Regions from separate parts of the Homo sapiens genome. Here region 2 is linked to region 1. Evidence: chromatin contacts called from ENCODE Hi-C or POLR2A ChIA-PET data. All regions are on one chromosome and are shown on one strand. The core of a region is the stretch at or near the end of the contact, and the rest is flanking DNA. Distances in the headings are between cores, read along the strand shown.

Evidence for each region. Hi-C counts contacts between places; a loop is a spot of excess contacts on that map. ChIA-PET counts read pairs that join two places held with the same protein, here RNA polymerase II (POLR2A). Pooled maps may share reads with other maps.
Region 2: a loop to region 1 is called in a pooled map, with 4 times the contacts of the local background. The contact joins the promoter of GARRE1 here to the enhancer-like site in region 1. A Hi-C loop is called at or near these places in 5 of 50 pooled maps. POLR2A ChIA-PET finds 5 or more read pairs at or near these places in 4 of 52 experiments (HEK293, Panc1, activated CD4-positive, alpha-beta T cell and 1 more).

What each region holds. Positions count from the first base shown.
Region 1 is chr19:34,132,106-34,137,441 of GRCh38, reverse strand. No RefSeq gene overlaps it. Among named protein-coding and RNA genes, the nearest start is that of LSM14A, 38 kb to the left of the region's middle. RefSeq lists an enhancer at 2,155-2,690 and a silencer at 2,674-3,083. Within about 2 kb of position 2,606, at least 38 of the 41 ENCODE cell types and tissues checked have a DNase peak (open chromatin) inside an H3K27ac peak, as active enhancers do; they include Panc1, where a contact is called at or near this core.
Region 2 is chr19:34,251,571-34,256,641 of GRCh38, reverse strand. It overlaps GARRE1 (granule associated Rac and RHOG effector 1), which reads right to left and starts at 2,088. Exons shown (of 14, transcript NM_014686.5): 1 at 2,028-2,088. RefSeq lists an enhancer at 1,270-1,791.

The DNA of each region.
Region 1 (5,336 bases), core at 1,357-3,856:
CCTCAGGTGATCCGCCTACCTCAGCCTCCCAAGGTGCTGGGATTACAGGCATGAGCCACCATGCCTGGTCTGGAACAACCACTTTGAAAAATAGTTTGGGTCTATGGCCATATCACCCTAAACACACCTGATCTCATCTGAAAAAGTTTGGCAGTTTCTTAAAAAGTTGAACATACACCCACTGTTTGACACAACCATTTCACTGCTATTAATCCAAATAAAAGGGTACATTCATACAAAGACTTGCACACCCATGTTGATAGAAGTTTTGTTTGTTATAGCCAGAAACTGAAAAGTGAACAATGGAGGAATGGATTTAAAAAATTGCAGTATATCAATACAATGGAATTCTACTCAGCAATGACAAGAAATGAACTACTGATCTATTCAGCAACATGGGTGAATTTCAAAATAGTTAAGCTTGACTGTGTAACTTCCAGACCAGTTTTATCTGGCCATACTTTCTTGATAACAGGATGTCTAATTATTTTGCAAGCACAGAGCTAAGAAGTGAAATCGTACCCCAAAGGGTTAAACAGGTGACTAACAGGAATTCTTTTTTTTTGAGATAAAATTTTGCTCTGTCCCCCAGGCTGGAGTGCGGTGGTGTGATCTCAGCTCACTGCAACCTTGTCCCGGGTTCAAGCGATTCTCCTGCCTCAGCCTCCGGAGCAGCTGGGATTATAGGCGTCTGCCACTATGCCCAGCTAATTTTTGTGGTGTTAGTAGAGACGGGATTTCACCATGTTGGTCAGCTGGTCTCGAACTCCTGACCTCAGGTGATCCAGCCACCTCGGCCTCCCAAAGTGCTGGGATTACAGGCGTGAGCCACCACACCCCGCCAGGAATTCTTGAGCTTACATGATGGCAGATAAGACAAGAAACATTTTGCAGAAACTCCCTTTAATTATAAGAGAACGAAACTGGCTGAAATCAGTTGGAACCAACATGGCCAACTGGAGTCTGTGCAGAAAGAGGCTGCTGACATCACAGTCTGAACTTCCGCAGCATGTTCCATATTCACTCTCGCATCCTGGATTTGCACATGCAACCCATCAAGAGACAACTGTGCATGCCCAAGGACTTTCCAGACCTCCCCTTTCTTTCTACCTGTTGATCCCTAACTCATCCCCTAAACCTTCCTAATAAATGTACTGCCTTAAGGCCAGCATGGGGAGATAGACTTGATCTGGCCTCCTGTCTCCTTGCTGGTCAACTGGCAATAAAGCTTTCCTTTTCTCAAAATCTCATGCCATAGTATTGGCCTCTATGCTCATCATGAAGTGACCCCTTGGCCTCAGTAACTGTCCTCTACCCTGAGAAAAAGCAGATAGTATATGATTCCTTAACATATAATTCTACAGGACGCAAACTAATCCACGGTGACCAAAAGCAGATTCACTGTTATCTGAGGGACTGATACGGTAGGCTGTGACTGGGAGGAAGGATTATAAATGAGCAGAAGGAAACTTTTATGTTCATTCTCTTGATTGTGGTGGTGGTTTCAGGGATGTATACACACATATGTAAAAGGCAAACTGTATGCTTTAAATATGTACAGGCTTTACACCAGCACTTCAATAAGGCTGTTTAAAATTTTAAAAGGTGTGGGAAAGAACACAGGCCACACATGTGGTGGTGGAAATGGCCCAGGCTTTGCTATTAAAGTTGCGCTAGTGTCCTTTGTCAAGTCACTTAGAACTCTCAGCTGCAAAGATAACACCGCCCTGGCAGGGATTAAGAAATAGTGTACAGGCCAGGCGCAGTGGCTCACACCTGTAATCCCAGCACTTACGGAGGCCGAGGAGGGTGAATCACTTGAGGTCGGGAGTTCAAGCCCAGTCTGGCCATTATGGCAAAACTCTGTTTCTATTAAAAGTACAAAAATTAGCCAGGCGTGGTGGCAGGCACCTGTAATCCCAGCTGAGGCGATCACTCGAATCCGGGAGGCAGAGGTTGCAGTGTGCCGAGATTGCGCCACTGCATTACAGCTTGGGCGACAGAGTGAGACTCTGCCTCCGAAAAAAAAAAAAAAAGAAGAAAGTCAAGAAAAAAGAAATAGTGAACAGGCCGGATGCGGTGGCTCACGCCGGTAATCCCAGCACTTTTGGAGGCCGAGGTGGGAGATCTTTTGAGCCCAGGAGTTGGAGACCAGCCTGTGCAACATAGTGAGACCGCCCCCTCTACAAAAATGTCATAATTAGCCGGGTGTAGTGGCCTGCGCCTGTAGCCTCAGCTATTTGGGAGTCTGAGGCGGGAGAATCACTTGAGCCCCAGGAGTTCAAAGCTCCAGTGAGCTAGCTCTGGTCACGCCAATATACTCCAGCCTGGGCTACCAAGACCTTGTATCAAGAAAAAAAAAAAAAAAGAAAAGAAAATAAAAAGAAATAGTGAAAATTTAGGCGAATTTAGGTGAAGCACAGGGTATTCGTCCAGGTGTGACATGCAAGGTGGAATGGTGGCAGGCAGCCCGACTCAATTCCAGGCCCTAACTCATCTTGGATCTGTGACCTGAAGCACGTTCCTGAGCGTCTCCGTTTCAATGTCTCAATTGCAAAGCGGATTAAATGACTCAACACAAGTAAGACAGGAGGAGCGCAGGGGCTGGGGCGTTCTCGGTAAGCTGAGAACAAGCCGGGTGGACGATGACCTGACGGCGCCGGCGAGACCCCGGGCCGGTTGCTGGGGTCGCACACAGGCAGCCGGAGGGGCGCGCAGGAGGGTCCGGGGCAGGGGCCGGGAAGACTGGGCAGATAAGAGAGCCGGAACAGGCGAGGCGGCCAAAGAGGCATCCAGGAGCCGCGACAAACGTGCGGGCAGCGCAACAAGTGACCCGCAAAGCACCCAACCACCACCTTAACGCTACTTCCCAGCCTGCCCCGCGCCCTCGGGCGCAGGCGCAGTGAGGTGGGCGGGGGGCACGGCCCAGTTTCGGGGGGCACGACCCGGCCCCTAGCCCCACCCCAGCCGCGGCCACGCCCCTCGCCGCGCCTCTAGAGCGGGAGGCTCGGCTGCTGGTTTCAGTTTGCAGCTAGGGAAGGTGGGGACATTGCCAGTGTCGAGTGGGTTGATCCTCCCTGGGTCCCTCTGCAAATTTAGGACCGTGCCACGAGTCCAGTCAGGAGCGGGACGCCTACCCTGCGGCGTCGTGCGCGCTTCAGGGGCACTATTGCAAAATAGATGCAGCTCTCAGGCAGTTTGCTTGTTCCTGGGTGAGGAGTTTTTGGTTAAAAAACAGTTGTTCCTCCCCGAGTTTGTGAAAGATAATGTATTTAAAAAATAAAACAAAGAAATTCCCAAGTCCCATCTGGAAATAAAAGATAGTTTTAAAAGACACCTGCATTAGATTGCTACAATAAAGTTATGTTTTCGTATTTTTTTCTTGATACAAAACAAATTTAAAAAAATATATTTTTAGACAGAGTTTCACTCTTGTTGCCTAGGCTGGAGTGCAGTGGCGCGATCTCGGCTCAACCTCCGCCTCCCGTGTTCAAGCGATTCTCCTGCCTCAGCCTCCCAAGTAGCTGGGATTACAGGCGCACGCCACCACTCCCAGATAATTTTGTATTTTTAGCAGAGATGGGGTTTCATCATGTTGGCCAGGCTGGTCTCGAACTCCTGACCTCAGGTGATCCGCCCGCTTCAGCCTCCCAAAGTGCTGAGATTACAGGTGCGAGCCACCGTGCCCAGCCAATAAAATATATTCTTTTTTATTTATTTATTTATTTTTTATTTATTTATTTTTATTGATCATTCTTGGGTGTTTCTCGCAGAGGGGGATTTGGCAGGGTCATAGGACAATAGTGGAGGGAAGGTCAGCAGATAAACAAGTGAACAAAGGTCTCTGGTTTTCCTAGGCAGAGTGTGTGTGTCCCTGGGTACTTGAGATTAGGGAATGGTGATGACTCTTAACGAGCATGCTGCCTTCAAGCATCTGTTTAACAAAGTACATCTTGCACCGCCCTTAATCCATTTAACCCTGAGTGGACACAGCACATGTTTCAGAGAGCACAGGGTTGGGGGTAAGGTCATAGATCAACAGGATCCCAAGGCAGAAGAATTTTTCTTAGTACAGAACAAAATGAAAAGTCTCCCATGTCTACTTCTTTCTACACAGACACGGCAACCATCCGATTTCTCAATCTTTTCCTCACCTTTCCCCCTTTTCTATTCCACAAAACCGCCATTGTCATCATGGCCCGTTCTCAATGAGTTGTTGGGTACACCTCCCAGACGGGGTGGTGGCCGGGCAGAGGGGCTCCTCACTTCCCAGTAGGGGCAGCCGGGCAGAGGCGCCCCTCACCTCCCGGACGGGGCGGCTGGCCGGGCGGGGGGCTGACTCCCCCACCTCCCTCCCGGACGGGGCGGCTGGCCGGGTGGGGGGCTGACCCCCCCACCTCCCTCCCGGACGGGGCGGCTGGCCGGGCAGAGGGGCTCCTCACTTCCCAGTAGGGGCTGCCGGGCAGAGGCGCCCCTCACCTCCCAGACGGGGCGGCTGGCCGGGCAGGGGGCTGACCCCCCACCTCCCTCCCTGACGGGGCGTCTCGCCTGGCGGGGGCTGACCCCCCCACCTCCCTCCCGGACGTGGCGGCTGGCCGGGCGGGGGGCTGACCCCCCCACCTCCCTCCCGGACGGGGCGGCTGGCTGGGCAGAGGGGCTCCTCACTTCCCAGTAGGGGCGGCCGGGCAGAGGCGCCCCTCACCTCCCGGACGGGGTGGCTGGCCGGGCGGGGGGCTGACCCCCCCACCTCCCTTCCGGACGGGGTGGCTGCCGGGCGGAGACGCTCCTCACTTCCCAGACGGGGTGGCAGCCGGGCGGAGGGGCTCCTCACTTCTCAGATGGGGCGGTTGCCAGGCGGAGGGTCTCCTCACTTCTCAGACGGGGCGGCCGGGCAGAGACGCTCCTCACCTCCCAGACGGGGTGGCGGGGCAGAGGCGCTCCCCACATCTCAGACGATGGGCGGCCGGGCAGAGACGCCCCTCACTTCCTAGATGGGATGGTGGCCAGGAAGAGGCGCTCCTCACTTCCTAGGTGGGATGGCGGCCGGGCAGAGACGCTCTTCACTTTCCAGACTGGGCAGCCAGGCAGAGGGGCTCCTCACATCCCAGACGATGGGCGGCCAGGCAGAGACGCACCTCACTTCCCAGACGGGGTAGCCGCCGGGCAGAGGCTGCAATCTCGGCACTTTGGGGGGCCAAGGCAGGCGGCTGGGAGGTGGAGGTTGTAGCCGAGATCACGCCACTGCACTCCAGCCTGGGCACCATTGAGCACTGAGTTAACGAGACTCCGTCTGCAATCCCGGCACCTCGGGAGGCCGAGGCTGGCAGATCACTCGC
Region 2 (5,071 bases), core at 839-3,338, 120 kb before region 1:
ACTAGCCATTTACAAAATATTTCATATTTTAAACCAAGAATGAATTTTAGGTAGACTAAAGGCAAAAAAATAAAACCATGAAACGATGAGACGCAAACATGAATTTCTTTTTTTTTTTTTTTGAGATGGAGTCTCACTCTGTTGCCCAGGCTGGAGCGCAGTGGCACGACCTCGGCTCACTGCAACCTTCGCCTCCTGGGCTCAAGCGATTCTCCTGCCTCAGCCTCCCAAGTAGCTGGGACTACAGGAGCGCGCCACCATGCTTGGCTAATGTGTTTTTTTGTATTTTTTTAGTTGAATCCGGGTTTCACCACGTTGGCCAGGCTGGTCTAGAACTCCTGACCTCAAGTGATCCGCCCGCCTCGGCCTCCCAAAGTGCTGGGATTACAGGCATGAGCCATCGCGCCAGGCTGGAATTTTTTTTTATGACAAAGAGACAGAAAAATTGTCCAAATATGTCAAAGGAAAACAAATACTATGTATTCTTAAAAATTGAACGTTACGGCCGGACACGGTGGCTCACGCCTATAATCCCAGCACTTTGGAACGCCGAGCCAGGCGGATCACCTGAGGTCAGGAGTTCGAGACCAACCTGGTCAACTGGGCGAAACCCTGTCTCTACTAAAAATACAAAAATTAGCCGGGCGTGGTGGGTGCCTGTAATCTCAGCTACTCGGGAGACTAAAGCAGGAGAATCGCTCGAACCCGGGAGGCTAAGGTTGCAGTTAATCTAGATCCCGCCACTGCACTCCAGCCTGGGTGACAGAGGGAGACTGTCTCAAAAAAAAACAAATAAAGTTACCTTTGACCCCATTTGTAAATTTATTCTAAGATAACAATCAGACCAGGTGTAATATCTCACACTTGTAATCCCAACACTTTGGAAGGCGAAGGCGTGAGGGTCGCTTGAGGCCAGAAGTTTTGAGACCAGCCTGGGCAACAGTCTCTTATTAAAAAAAAAAAAAAAAGACCATATCAAACAAATCCTTCCGGCAGAATTGTTTATCTTGTGACAAATTGGAAACTATCTCAATGCTCATCGGTGGTTAAATCACATACTGTAAAGTCCATAAAAATAACAATACCTATCTGTATTTATTGATTATCACCAAAATGTTAGCAGTGGTTGTCACTGAATGGTAGACTGGCAGATGACTGTCATTTTCTACCTTAAGACTTTTTGTGTCGTCTTGAGTGTTTTGCCAGGAAAGGAGAATTAACTGCTTTTATAATGGGGATGAGGGACCAGAACAAGGTATTTTCAAACTGGAGGCCCCCAAAGCTGAGTCTCTGGAAAATTTCTAAAAAGTCTAAACAAAATTCTTATCATGCCAACCAGGCACGCTTCTTTCCTCGCACCGCGCGGCGCAGAAAGACACACCCCTGACTCTGCGCTCGTCCCTCGGGCTCGGGTCCTCCACGCTCAGCCCCGGCCCTCCCGGTCCCCGCGGACCCTCCCCTCGGGCCCAATGCGCCAGCTGGCTCCGCAGGGCCGGAAAAGCGCGTTCCTCGGCAGCCTGGCGCCGCCGGGAAGGTGCGCGCAGCCCGCCCGGCAGCCCCGGGATGGCGTGAGGGCCGCCTCCCCGGCTAGCCCCAGCGGACCCCTGCCGCCAGCAGGCCGCCCTCCCTCCGCGGGCTTCCGGGAGCGGGTCCTGGCGCCAGCGCGACCTCCCGGGCCCCGGCGAACCGAGGGAGCGTCCCCTTTCCCCGCCTGACGGGCGCCGACCCGCCCCTGCGGTGCCGCGGCCGCCGAGTCTCCGACGCGCCCCCAGGTCCCGGGTTCGCGCCAGGAGGCCCCTCCGGGCTTCCGTCGGCCGGCCAGCGCCCGCAAAGCCCGGCGTCCTCCACAGCGGGCGGGCAAGGGGCGGGAGCCCACGGCCCCGCGCCCTGCGGCCCCGAGCGGAGCGGCGCCCCGCGGGCCCGTCTCGCCGTCTGCCCTGGCTGCGGCCCGCGGCCCCGCTGCCCACCGCCCACCGCCCGACCCCGCCCGCCAGCCCCCGCCTGCGCCCGCCGCGCCCGCTCCTCACCTGCGACGCGCCCCGGCCCCCAGCGCACCGCCTTGGACCGGCTGTGTACACCGGAAGTTACGTCTCCGGTCCGGCCCCGCCCCCGCCTCGGGCGGACGCGGGGAGGTTGCGGATCCCGCGCCTAGAGCGGACTCTCCTCTCGCATTAGAGGGGAGGGGGCGCCCCGGAGCCTCCTCTCCTGGGACCCTGGGCCCCCAAGCGGGACGGCCGGGGCGGAGGTTGAGGACTGGCGGCCAGAGCCGGAGGTCCACCCAGATCCCCCACCATGGCTTGGCCCCCGGGCGGGAGGGGTCGGGCTGCGTCCTCCTGGATTTATTACTGAAATTGACTGAAATCGATTACTGGCGTATGGAGTGTTTCCTAGATGCCAGGCCCCGACGGGCACTGCAGGAACGGGTAGTGCTCTCTCCCTCATAAGTTTATTCCTTAGTGGTAAATACACAATACCATTGTCACATATCCGGGTGATAATATAGTACCAATGGTGACAAGTGGTAGGAGGGGAAAGAGTAAGAGGGAGGGAGAGAGTACCCTGACCTAGTAAAGGAGAGTGATCCGGAATTCCCCCAGGGAAAGAGCAGGAGCTGAGGTCCTAAGGGGTAGAAGGGAGAAAAAAAAAAAAAAAAACGAGAAGGGAGGAGAACACATTACGCAGAAGCAGCAGCAAGGGTCTTCCAGTTCTGTGGGTTTTGTTTGTTTGAGACGGAGTCTTGCTCTATCGCCCAGGCTGGAGTGCAGTGACGTGATCTTGGCTCGCTGCAACCTCCACCTCCCGGGTTCAAGTGATTCTCCTGCCTCAGCCTCCCGGATAGCTGCGATTACAAGCGTGCGCCACCACGCCCGGCTAATTTTTGTGTTATTAGTAGAGACGGGATTTCCCCATGTTGGCCACGCTGGTCTCAAACTCCTGACCTCAGGTGTTCCGCCCACCTCGGCCTCCCAAAGTGCTTGAGCCACGGAGCATGGCCCAGTTTTGTGTTCCAATAATAAATCAGAGTGGTGAGAAGTTAGGTCTTACTTGACAGTGTTGCAAAACTAATGAGTTTTAAGCAAGAGGTGATTTGTCCATACTTGAGAGTGTAAAGGGGTTACTCTAGATGCAGTGTGGAGAAGGAAGGACTACGGAGGGGAGGCAAGAGTGGATATAAATGTGTACACCCATGTTCATATTAGTCAGAAGGTGGAAGCAACCCAATGTCCATCCACGGGTGAATGGGTTCACAAAATGTGGTATAAACATAACAATAGAATATTACTCAGCGTTGAAGGAGGCCGGGCGCCGTGGCTTACGCCTGTAATCCCAGCACTTTGGGAGGCCAAGGCGCGTGGATCACCTGAGGTCAGGAGTTCGAGACCAGCCTGACCAACATGATGAAACCCCGTCTCTACTAAAAATACAAAATCAGCCAGGCGTGGTGGCGCATGCCTATAATCCCAGCTACGATGCAAATAGATGAGCTTTGAAGATATTATGCCAAAAGAAACCAGTCACAAAGACAAATATCCTATGATTCCACTTACATAAGGTACCTAGAGTAGTCAAAAACATAGAGACGGGCCAGGCATGGTGGCTCATGCCTGTAATCCCAGCACTATGGGAGGCTGAGGCAGGAGGATCACCTGAGGTCAGGAGCTCCAGACCAGCCTGGCCAACATGGTGAAATCCCATCTGTACTAAAAATACAAAAAGTTAGCCAGGCGTGGTGGTGGAGGCCTATAATCCCAGCTACTTGGAAGGTCGAAGCAGGAGAACAACTTGAACCTGGGAGGCAGAGGTTGCAGTGAGCTGAGATTACGCCACTGTATTCCAGCCTTGGCGATGAAGCGAGAATCTATCTCAAAAAAAAAAAAAAAAGAGGCCGGGTGCAGTGGTTCACGCCTGTAATCCCAACACTTTGGGAGGCCGAGGTGGGCGGATCATGAGGTCAGGAGATCGAGACCATCCTGGCTAACATGGTGAAATCCCATCTGTACTAAAAATACAAAAAGTTAGCCAGGCGTGGTGGTGGAGGCCTATAATCCCAGCTACTTGGAAGGCCGAAGCAGGAGAACAACTTGAACCTGGGAGGCAGAGGTTGCAGTGAGCTGAGATTACGCCACTGTATTCCAGCCTTGGCGATGAAGCGAGAATCTATCTCAAAAAAAAAAAAAAAAGAGGCCGGGTGCAGTGGTTCACGCCTGTAATCCCAACACTTTGGGAGGCCGAGGTGGGCGGATCATGAGGTCAGGAGATCGAGACCATCCTGGCTAACATGGTGAAACCCCGTCTCTACTAAAAATACAACAAAAAATTAGCCGGGCGTGGTGGTGGACGCCTGTATTCCCAGCTACTCTGGAGGCTGAGGCAGGAGAACTGTGTGAACCCGGGAGGCAGAGCTTGCAGTGAGCCGAGATTGCGCCACTGCACTCCAGCCTGGGTGACAGAGCGAGACTCCATCTCAAAAAAAAAAAAAAAAAAGAAAGAAATGTAGAAGTTCTAATATTTTCTCCCAGTATCCCAATGGATTGCCTTCCCATACTATGGGGTACATGAACCTCCCTTTGAAAACCATTCATGGACTATGGTAGTGGCAATGGGGATGGAAAAAAAAAAGAAAGTCAAATTTGAGAAAGATTTTGGAATAAAATTGATGTAAAATCAGTGGTGAAATGGATATGGAGGGTGAGGAAGAGGTAGGAATCATGAATGTCTCCTGGGTCTCTGGGATGAGCCATTGTAGTGCTGGCACTCATTGTTTTGGGAAGCCCCGGAAGAGGACCATATTTGGGAGGGTGGAGGATGGGAAGAATGGCCCGAGTTCCAGTGTGAACATGGCATCAAAGAAGAGGCACCAATAAGGCACTTGGGGATGAGGATCTGGAGCTTAGAAGAGAGGTATGTGCTGGAGATGTCAGTGTAGATTGAGGGGATACCTTTCTTGGTGGTTGAATTTTTTTTTTGGACGGAATCTCACTCTGTCACCCAGGCTGGAGTCCAAAGGCGCAATCTCGGCTCACTGCAAGCTCCGCCTCCCGGGTTCACACCATTCTCCTGCCTCAGCCTC